2 separate regions of the Homo sapiens genome follow, and region 2 is linked to region 1. The links are chromatin loops, found by intact Hi-C in ENCODE. Cell type or tissue: heart right ventricle. All regions are shown on one strand.

The links. A loop is a pair of places that touch in the nucleus more often than their neighbours do. Peaks named below come from ENCODE experiments on the same cell type or tissue, not always from the same donor. Only the 100,000 strongest peaks of a DNase experiment are listed, where the experiment ranks them.
Region 2: a loop joins it to region 1, with 4 times the contacts of the local background. A loop is called at or near these places in 3 of 110 quality-filtered maps.

The regions. Positions count from the first base shown.
Region 1 is chr15:77,279,598-77,284,597 of GRCh38, forward strand. PEAK1 (pseudopodium enriched atypical kinase 1) reads right to left here. Exons shown (of 10, transcript NM_001385026.1): 5 at 4,286-4,433. It also overlaps the pseudogene LOC646853. Among named protein-coding and RNA genes, the nearest start is that of LINC00597, 57 kb to the left of the region's middle. RefSeq lists an enhancer at 2,618-3,216. In heart right ventricle, no CTCF peak of the experiment used is centred here; no DNase peak of the experiment used is centred here; H3K27ac peaks cover 1,509 bases.
Region 2 is chr15:77,410,147-77,415,146 of GRCh38, forward strand. All of the region lies in intron 1 of PEAK1 (pseudopodium enriched atypical kinase 1), which reads right to left. Among named protein-coding and RNA genes, the nearest start is that of PEAK1, 7.5 kb to the right of the region's middle. In heart right ventricle, no CTCF peak of the experiment used is centred here; no DNase peak of the experiment used is centred here; H3K27ac peaks cover 2,309 bases.

The DNA.
Region 1 (5,000 bases):
GAAAAGTTGTTAAACAACATTCTAAATGTGAAATGTCAACCCTCACTCTAAACTTTCCCTGTTCAGAGCATCACATGAAGACTTCACTGGGTTTATAGTGGCTTTCTGATTTTTGGTAGTTCATTGAAGAAGGGAGTTTGAAAGTTGTTGTATGCTGTTAATGATTTTCTGCCCATGTCCTGCCTGAAATACCATGATTATTTATGGAAGGTATCTTTAATAAAGCTGGATACAGTTTAGCTAGGAAAAAAAATTCCATTTATACAATATTCTGGAACAGGTAAAACTATAGTGATGAAGTACAGATCAGTAATTGTTAGATGTAGGGAGAGATTTTGACCAAAAAGGGAAAGCCAGAAGTTTTCTAGGGTGATGGGACTGTTTGTTTCCTGTTTGTAGTGGTAGTTGTATGGATCCGAACATGTGTTAAAGCTCACAGAACTTATGTTAAGTCAGTTTTGGGCCGGGCATAGTGGCTCATCCCTGTAATCCTAGCACTTTGGGAGGCTGAGGTGGGAGGATCACTTGAGGTCAGGAGTTCGAGGCCAGCCTGGCCAACATGGTGAAATCTCAGTCTCTAGTAAATACACAAAATTAGCTGGGCATGGAGGCAGTCATCTATAATCCCAGCTACTTAGGAGGCTGAGGTACAAGAATCGCTTGAAAACGGGAGGCGGAGGCTGCAGTGAGCTGAGATCATGCCACTGCACTCCAGCCTGGGCAACAGAGTGAGTGAGACTCCATCTCAAAAAAAAGGTCAGTTTTACTGTATGTAAATCTTAAAAATTAACAACAAAATAAAATAATTTCCCATCAGAACTTTTTAAATTCTATCTTCAATTATTTAATAGATACATAAAGTGTATTCTAGTCTTAGTTCTGTTACCACCTATATAACACTTGAGGATGTAGCTTCACACCCTTAGTTTCACTTTGCAAAATGTAAGGGGATAATCAAATGATTTCCTTTTTTTTTTTTTTTGAGCCTTTTCTTATTCTAAAACCTATTCCTATTCCATGTTTCTGTTAAATTTTTATTATTTTAGAATTAACAAGGAACACAAAATATTTTAATGTACTCAAGTTGACTCCACAAACTTCCTTCAGACAGTGTGGGCTGGCTTGCAATATTCTTCTTATTGGTTTTATGTGATCTTTTATGAGCTCTAAACATTTGACCTTACTTAGTAGCTTTGTTTAGATGATTATTAGATAGCACTCTCATCTTTGGAATAATCAGGCTTCTGACTATAAGAGCTGTACAAGATTTCTATTTCCTGGCTGGGCATGGTGGCTCACATCTGTAATCCCAGCACTTTGGGAGGCCGAGGTAGGTGGATCACTTGAGGTCAGGAGTTTCGAGACCAGCCTGGCCAACATGGTGAAACCCCATCTCTACTGAAAATACAAAAATTAGCCAGGTGGGGTGACACCGGTAATCCTAGCTACTCACCTGTAATCCCAGGAGGCTGAGGTCAGAGAATCGCTTGAACCCAGGAAGCAAAGGCTGCAATGAGCCGAGATTCGCCATTGCACTCCAGCCTGGGCAACAGAGCAAGACTCTATCTCAAAAAAAAAGTCTATTTCCTTTATTATATCAGACCATGTCTATATTTGCTGTAAAAAAGTATGTGAACTGCCATTTCTGCCAGCCAAATGATGCCTATTGTTATTAATTTTTATAAGACATGGTATTCATATTGCTGGAGAAAAGAAAGTAAGCCATTGTTACTGAATTCATTCAATATAATCAAAAAAATTTTTTTAACCCTACATAGAAAATCTGGAGTCCCCAAATCTTTTGCAAAGATCTTCATTTCTCCTATAGAAGAGCTGCAGACTAGCAATGTATTATACTACCAAATCTTATATTAAAATGTTCTGTTTATATATAAGAATAAGCAAAGCTATTGAGGAAGTTCATACAATTTAAGAATCAAATTTAATAACTTCCTAGAAAACCCTCATTGCAATTAGCAACTTTTCATTTAAATTTTTTTGGAGATGGGTTTTCATAAAAGAAATAAAAAGACCCAAGAGCAAATTATTATCTCTTTCAACAATACTCTCAATTTTGTACAGGAGAATAATTTTTGAATATTTATGAAAATCATCCAAATTTCTCACATTGAGAATTAAGAAAAATAAACGTGGCATACATAAGCTAATGAAATATTCAATAACTACTTGAATATTTATACTTACTTGGTACTATTTTTCTCCGATAAATTCAAATAACTGGGCAACTCAAAGTGGACTGATCTTACAAATGCAGGCCAACAGATTCTGTAATTCTCCTTTATTACCTATACTTCTATTTTTTAAAACTCTGAATCAACCCATTTAATTCTTTCAAATACAGCATGAAGAAATAAAACGAAGCCCTGAGCTATATCTAATCATTTAATTGCTAAGCAGCAATACACTTACAAAAGAAAAAACCAATCAATATTTCCATATAATTCTATCACCATGTTAAACTTTAAAATAACTTGGTCAAGAAGGAAGCTATAAATCAAATTTATTTCCTGTGTGTTTAGATCACACACCCAAATATACACATACATACATATACACACAAATCAACAGCTCCATATTTCCCTTATTGCCATCCTGAGGTTTACTGAATATGACATCAAAGAGTTCCTCGAATTTCCATACATCTAAGAACTTATCTCATTTTTAGAAAATATCCTGGCACAGAAAGCAGACTACATAGAAATAAATCTACATTAAAACTAAATAATCAATGGCTAGGAAAAACACTTAATTTAATGCTAACGAATTTGTCAACATGACTCATTAAAAAAAATTTACTGTTTCAGCAATTTCTTTATTGAAATAGTTTAAAAAGTTAAAAGGCTTTGTGTATTAAAACCATGCCTTCTGAATCACAAGGCCATCCACGTGTACAAAGGGAATGCTTTAATAAGAATGGGACACCAGCCTGGAAGCCTGGCTTGCTTGCAGTTGACTCTAGATCAGGAATTCTTTAAGCCTAAAGCCAAACAAGAGAAACTCACAAATCACAGGAAAAAGCCCAGTCATCTTGAAAAATTCCAAACCCTCAGTTAAATGTCATAACTTTTTTATGAACACTAAATCACAATGGGCCAATGAGAAACTAACAGTAGTCCTTAAAATGACTACAGTCTGGGTTAGCAAGACACAATCATATTATAATAGGTAAAATTTAATGAAACTGTGTTAGGAGTTTGAAGTTTCCAGGAAACTAGCTCCTGAGTTATCTCAAAACAAAAACCAAAAAATTAATTACTATGAAGGGTCCTCTTCATCTTTTCCTTTAAGGCACCATTAAAAAGTGGCTGTAAAAAAAACCTTTGCATATGTTTTGAAGTCATACATAGAGCTGAGAATTAAAAACTAGCTCTATTCAAGTCTGTATCAAATATCATTTTGAATTCCATGGATCTGTGATGGCATGAAAATGGGTACGCAATAAGAGGTGGAGCTCTGTAGGGCAGGGCATCAGGAAAGAACATCAGCAGCTGGGCAAGAGAATCTTATAATGGACTCTTAAGAAAAACAGACTTCAGAAAGGACATAATACATTTTTCTTCTCTAAAATAAGTCAAATCTCAAAATGTTGCTTTCAAATTTTGTTGTATATCAACTCCATCCTTTGCTGTTTTCCTTATTTGATTAGAACCATCTGGGAGATCCTCCTTTCTTTTATTAGTTCTACAGAAAACATGCAGTTAATCATCTTAAAAAACACTTTTTAATATAGAACAACTGGAGATTGTATTAATGATCAAATTTTCATATCTGCAGAGAAAGCACCATCATACCATGTGGTCTAGAAAGTCAGTTTCTTTTAAAGGAAAGACAATTTAGAAAAAAAAATTGTACAAGAAAAACTGCTCATACCCACATACTAGTTTTAAAATTATTTTCTTTCCAATTAAAAAAATACTAAAAAGTTACACAGTTGTAGCTCTACAACTACAAAGTGGAAATAAAAAAGAAAACCCACTTCAATAAAGGCAATGAAATAATTAATTTTACGTACAGCTTAGCTTCCCATGCTTATTTATTCATTTTCAAAGTATCCTTTTAAATTAACTGAAATTTTCCTTAGCTCACCTACAATTTATGAATACTTTATTATAAAGTATGATTTCTCTTTGCATTAGTCAGGATAACGTATGTGGTTGATAAACACAAGGATATTAAAAGTCAATTATGCTTATTCTTAATCCAGGAATAAATGAAAACCAAAATTAAATCAACTCATAGACCTTATTACTTGCCACTTCCTTACCTCTTTGTTACTGTTATTTATATAGCTGTAGTCATTACTACTTTCATATTAGAAAATGTTTGTTTCTCCTTCTTGGATTTTTTCATAAATCATTGAATTCTCACTTTCTCACAAAATGGTACTTCATTGAAGGATGTAATTAGTCTCACTAAAGCAAGAAAACATGATAAACTTGGTTGAGAGTCACAGAGTCACTTAGTCTAGCCCAGCTATATGACCAATTCAATCTGGTCATGTAAACAATGAAGAGAATGATATTTAACCCACAAGAGTATGGTGATGAGGCTCACATGAGATTAATGTATGTAAAGAGCAAAGAGCTTTGAAATGTTTACAGTGCCATACAAATGCGAAGGTCTCAGTCTCACCATCTTCACATGGCAGGATTCAATGAAGTGATCTCTAAAGACTTATCTCGCAACCAAAAATTCTTAGCTATTCACATGTGAAGCACATTTTAAAAATCTACTGATAGGATAACTGTATTACTGTAAGGGACTTATGGAACAATGAAGTCAATCTTCTCACCTTACAAAATGTATGAAAACAGGTTAAGATACTTGTAGAGCACATGAGTCAGTAGGAAAGCTGGGAATTGAAAGAACCCAGATCTGAGCCCCACCTCAAAGTCCTTTCTATCATATGTTGCTGTTCACTATTCTGTGAATTTAAAATCTCTCTTCACCATAGGATCATGTAACCTAAATTACTTTTT
Region 2 (5,000 bases), 130 kb after region 1:
CCATGATCTCGGCTCACTGGAACCTCTGCCTCCCAGGTTCAAGTTATTCTCCTGCCTCAGCCTCCTGAGTAGCTCCTCAGCCTCCCAAGTGATTCTCCTACCTCAGCCTCCCGGGATTACAGGCATGCGCCACCACGCCCAGCTAATTTTGTATTTTTAGTACAGATGGGCTTTCTCCATGTGGGTCAGGCTGGTCTCGAACTCTCGACCTCAGGTGATCTGCCTGCCTTGGCCTCCCAAAATGCTGGGATTACAGGTGTGAGCCATCGCACCCGTCTGTGATCATGTTTTTACAAAGTGGTATGATTTGTTTGGCTTGGCCTAAAATGAGGATGTTACCTTACAGATTTATTTTGTTTTACACTAACTCTGACTTAAACAATGAAAATTTTTAATATCTTCAGCTTTCTTGAACAAGCTAAATAAATCTTCATGTCTTAAATTTTATAAGGGTAAAGTACCTTATTGAAATCTTTCATTCAACAAATATTTGAATATCCACTACTTGTTAGGAACTGTGCTAATAAGATACAGTCTTTGCACTCAATGCATTGGCTCTTTCCACTCAGCATATAAATATGCTCAGATTTCTCACAACTAATAAATACAACACACTGGTCCATAAACCTGGATAATAGCTTTGTCGACTATTCGGAGGTAGAAATAAGAATGGAATCCTGCAATTACCTGCCCCCTATCCTACAAAGTAGATACACCTGTTATTTTTCTTGTAGTTCCTGAAGAGTGACTGACACTTAAATAATTACTAGATAGGTGCTATTTGCCTGCCTCATGCCATACTACCACCTCTTATCAGCTGGCAATGAAAGCCTACCTATTTTTAATGCAAAGGGGTTGAAATTAAAATGTTTTACTAAAACTTTGGTTTACCAGGCTACATGTTGTAATTATTTTTAAAATTCTAAAATTGTTATTTTGGGTTTGACTTTAATAACCAGATGATAAATGTGAATGTCTAAGACCACATGTGAAAGAAATAGTTAAAAAAAAAAAAAGGTGGGGCAAATTCACGGCAGATGGTAAGGCCAACCCTGCTTGATTTACAACCCTGCTTGTAAATGGAAACATTTGATTGTATGCAGTCTGAAGTTAAATCCTATTGATTGTGAAAAGGTAGCAGAGAGCCAAAAATTAAAAAGTCGAGGGCAGCAGAAACACTCCTCATCAGTTCACTGAGTGGCTTAATTGATAGCCAATGACTACAGGCACAATTAACAACCCAAGACCTAATAATGGAAAGGAAGTAAGAACAGAAACAACCTCCGAAACTAATGTTAACATATGGAGAAACTTCTACTGGTTGATAATTACTAGTGTGTACATAAAGCCTTGACAAGTTTCTTGACGCACACATGCTTACATCGGTGTTTAAATATAGCTGACACATATTTGAGTTCATAGTTTCTCATGTCCACATTCTCTAATAAGCTTCATTAGTACTTCATACCTTTTTTTTTAAATACAGTCTTGCGATGTCACCTAGGCTAGAGAGCAGTGGTGCGATCATAGCTCACTGCAGCCTTGAACTTCTGGACTCAAGTAATCCTCCTGCCTCAGCCACTTAAGTAGCTAAAACAGGCATGGGCCAGCACACCCAGCTAATACTTTTTTACTTTTTGTAAAGATGGGGGTTGGGGGTGGGTCTCACTACCCAGGCTGGTCTCAAATTCCTGGCCTCAAGTGATCCTCCCGCCTCATCCTCCAAAAGAGCTGAGATTACAGGCATGAGCCACCACACCCAGCCCCTAGTACTTTATATCTTTATCAGGTATGTGGCCTTCTACTGCTATTCTCTTTTTAAGTCTGTAATTTGTCTTATAAATTTATGGAGGGAGTGATGTTAACCCCAAACATAACTTGGTATCTTGCAAATAATAGGTATTAAGTGTTTATTAATGATATGAAATCCACCCTATAACCACACCTCAGCCCTTATCATTATGTGGAACTGCTCCTCCTTATCTCTCTGACTGGAATGCCCCATGGGCCAGTCCTTAAATTTCTTCTCTTCTCTAGCTACCCTCACTCCTCAGGTGATCTAATCTATACTGACAAGTCCCAAATGTAACCTGGACCATTCTTCTCTGAACTCTAGATTCCCATGTTCAACTGCTGACTTAATATCTCTATTACTTAGCATGTCTATTAGACATCTCAAAAACTTAACCAGTCTAGAACAGAACTCCTAAACTCTCCCCAAAAACCTGCTCTGCACCGTCCTCAAGTCTTCCTCATTTCTATTAATGACAACTCTATCCTTCCAGTTGCTCAAGTCAAAAACCTTGGAGTGATCCATTACTCTTTTCTTTTCACATTCTACAACCAATCCATCAGTAAATCTATCTGTATCAAAACATATCCAGTTAGAGTCACAGACAATCAGTATATTTATATTTTTATATACAGAAATACAGATTTTTACATAATTGTACATGGATACGTGGATTAGTATACATACATGCATTTCCTAGTTCTTTCCACTGAGAAAGTCTAGGAGCAATGATACTCCACAGCAATGAGCACACTTAGCATCCAGATCTTGGCTTCAAAATATCATCCTCCAATGAAAGGAACCAAGGTTCCTTAGAGAAATAATTGATTCTAGGGCTGAGGTAGGAAAAAAAAACAAGATGAACCTGAAGCATGTGGTAGTGTCAGAGAATAAAGAAGTGTGCATGTACATACGCATAAAAAAAGGATAGAAATATGCCAAAAAGACACAGAAGTAGACCTAAAAGAGATCCCAAGGGCCAAAACTGGAATAATTTGAGCAACAAAATAATGATAGCATTTAATTCTAACACTAAGAATAAAATAAATATCTATGAATTTGAACTGAGATAAATGATTAGATAGAAGGGAAAACCTTCCTTATAGAAGAATTCTAATTAATAAATGTAGAAAGAATGAGGAAAATTTAAAAAAGTACCTTCAGAAGCCACAGCAATAATTGCTGCAGGCAAGATCCACTAATGAATGCTAAAATTAGTGGGCAGAAACAGGATACTGGCAAAGCCTCAAAGTAGCTCTCTCAAAATATTTACCAATTACTGTGGTGGTTTTAATATATGTCCACAAATTCTTTTATACTTCTCCCTCCAGGAAGTGGAGTTTAATTTCCATCCCTTTAAGTGTGGGCTACACTTAGCAACCTGTTTCTAGTGCACGGACTATGGGAAAGGAAAAATAGTAACTTTACAGTGGACAAACCTAGCAGAAACCACCGTAACAGAGTGCTCACAAGTGATAAATTATTTGATATCATGCACCTCCTGTATGAAATAATAGGGGCACTTCACCTTTGCAGTACTCTCCCCCAAAATCCATAACCCCAATCTAATCATGAGAAAACATCAGACAAACCTAAACTGAAGAACATTCTACAAAATACTTGTGTCAAGGTTATAAAAGATAAGAAAAGACCAAGAAACTGCCACACATTGGGAGAGACAAAGAAGACAACTAAAGCAATGCAATATCAAGGTTTGGATAACAGAATGGAAAAAGAATACTAGAAAAACTGGTAAAATATTAAAGCAGTTTGAAGCTTGGTTGAAGCATCGTACCAATACTAATTTCTTAGCTTGATAAATGCACCATGGTTATGTAGGATGTTAACATTAGAGGAACCCAGGTGAAGAGTATATAGCAGCAGTTTTTCTGTTTGTTTCTTTGAGACAGGGTCTTACTCTGTTGCCCAGACTGGGGTGCAGTGGTGCAATCATGGCTCACTACAGCCTCTACCATCCAGGCTCAAGTGATCCTCTGACCTCAGCCTCCTAAGTAGCTAGGCCCACAGGCACATGCCACCACACCCGGCTAATTTATTATAGTTTTTAGAGATGAGGCCTCCCTATGTCGCCTAGGCTGGTCTTAAACTCCTGGGCTCAGACGATCTTCCCACTTCAGCCTCCCATAGTACTGGGATTACAGGAATAAGCCACCACACCCAGCCTGCATTTTCTTTCTTTTCTTTCTTTCCTTCCTTCCTTCTTTCTCTTTCCTTCCTTTCCTTCTGTCTTTCCTTCCTTCTTTCCTTCTTTTTTTTTTTTTTTTTTTTGAGACAGGGTCTTGCTCTGTCACCCAGGCTGGAGTGCAGTGGCACAATCACAGTTCACTGCAGATTGAACCTCCCAGGCTCAAGTGATCCTCCCACCTCAGCCTCCTGAGTAGGTGGGACTACAGGTGTGCACCACCATGCCTAGCTAATTTTTTGTATTTTTTTTTTTTTTTTGTAAGCGACGGGGTTTCACCATTTTGCCCAGGCTGATCTTAATGTCCTGACCTCAACCCACCTTGGCCTCCCAAAGTGCTGGGACTACAGGTATGACCCACTATGCCAGGCCCAATTACTGTATTTTCTATCTTATCCTCTGACTTGAAACGAACATGGTTTGGACAAGAAAGAATGGGCTTTGAATCCTGGTTCCATCACTTGACAGGGTGTGTCTGAATATGTTATTTAACCTTTCTAATCCTCAGTTTCTTCATCTGAAGGAGAACAAAGGAAATAATATAAGGTAAATAACAAAATTGTTGAGTTAGTGTTAGGATCAGAATTAGGTATTAAAGTGTCTAGCACATAGGAGGTACTCCACAAATAGAAGCTAGTATTATTTGCTCTTCATTTGCTCTACAGCTTCACACTGACTTCTAGCATTTCATGCTCCTCATTTTCTCCCAACTGGATCACCTCCTTACAGGCTTCCAGCTCATAATCCAGGAGGACTCCATAGTTCTTCAGTAGAGCTACAATACTCAATATCATTAATTCCCTCAACCAACTGTCCTTCAGATATCTCTACCAAACAGATATCTACAAAGCAGCAGATAACAGCCTGGGCAGAATTTAAACCCAAGCTGTTCATCTTACAAACAAGGAGAGTAACAGTAACAATACATAACTCATAAGGTTCTTGAGAGTATTAAATAGTTTCTTCAGATAGTCTGATCACTCACTGCTGGAGAAAAATCAACCA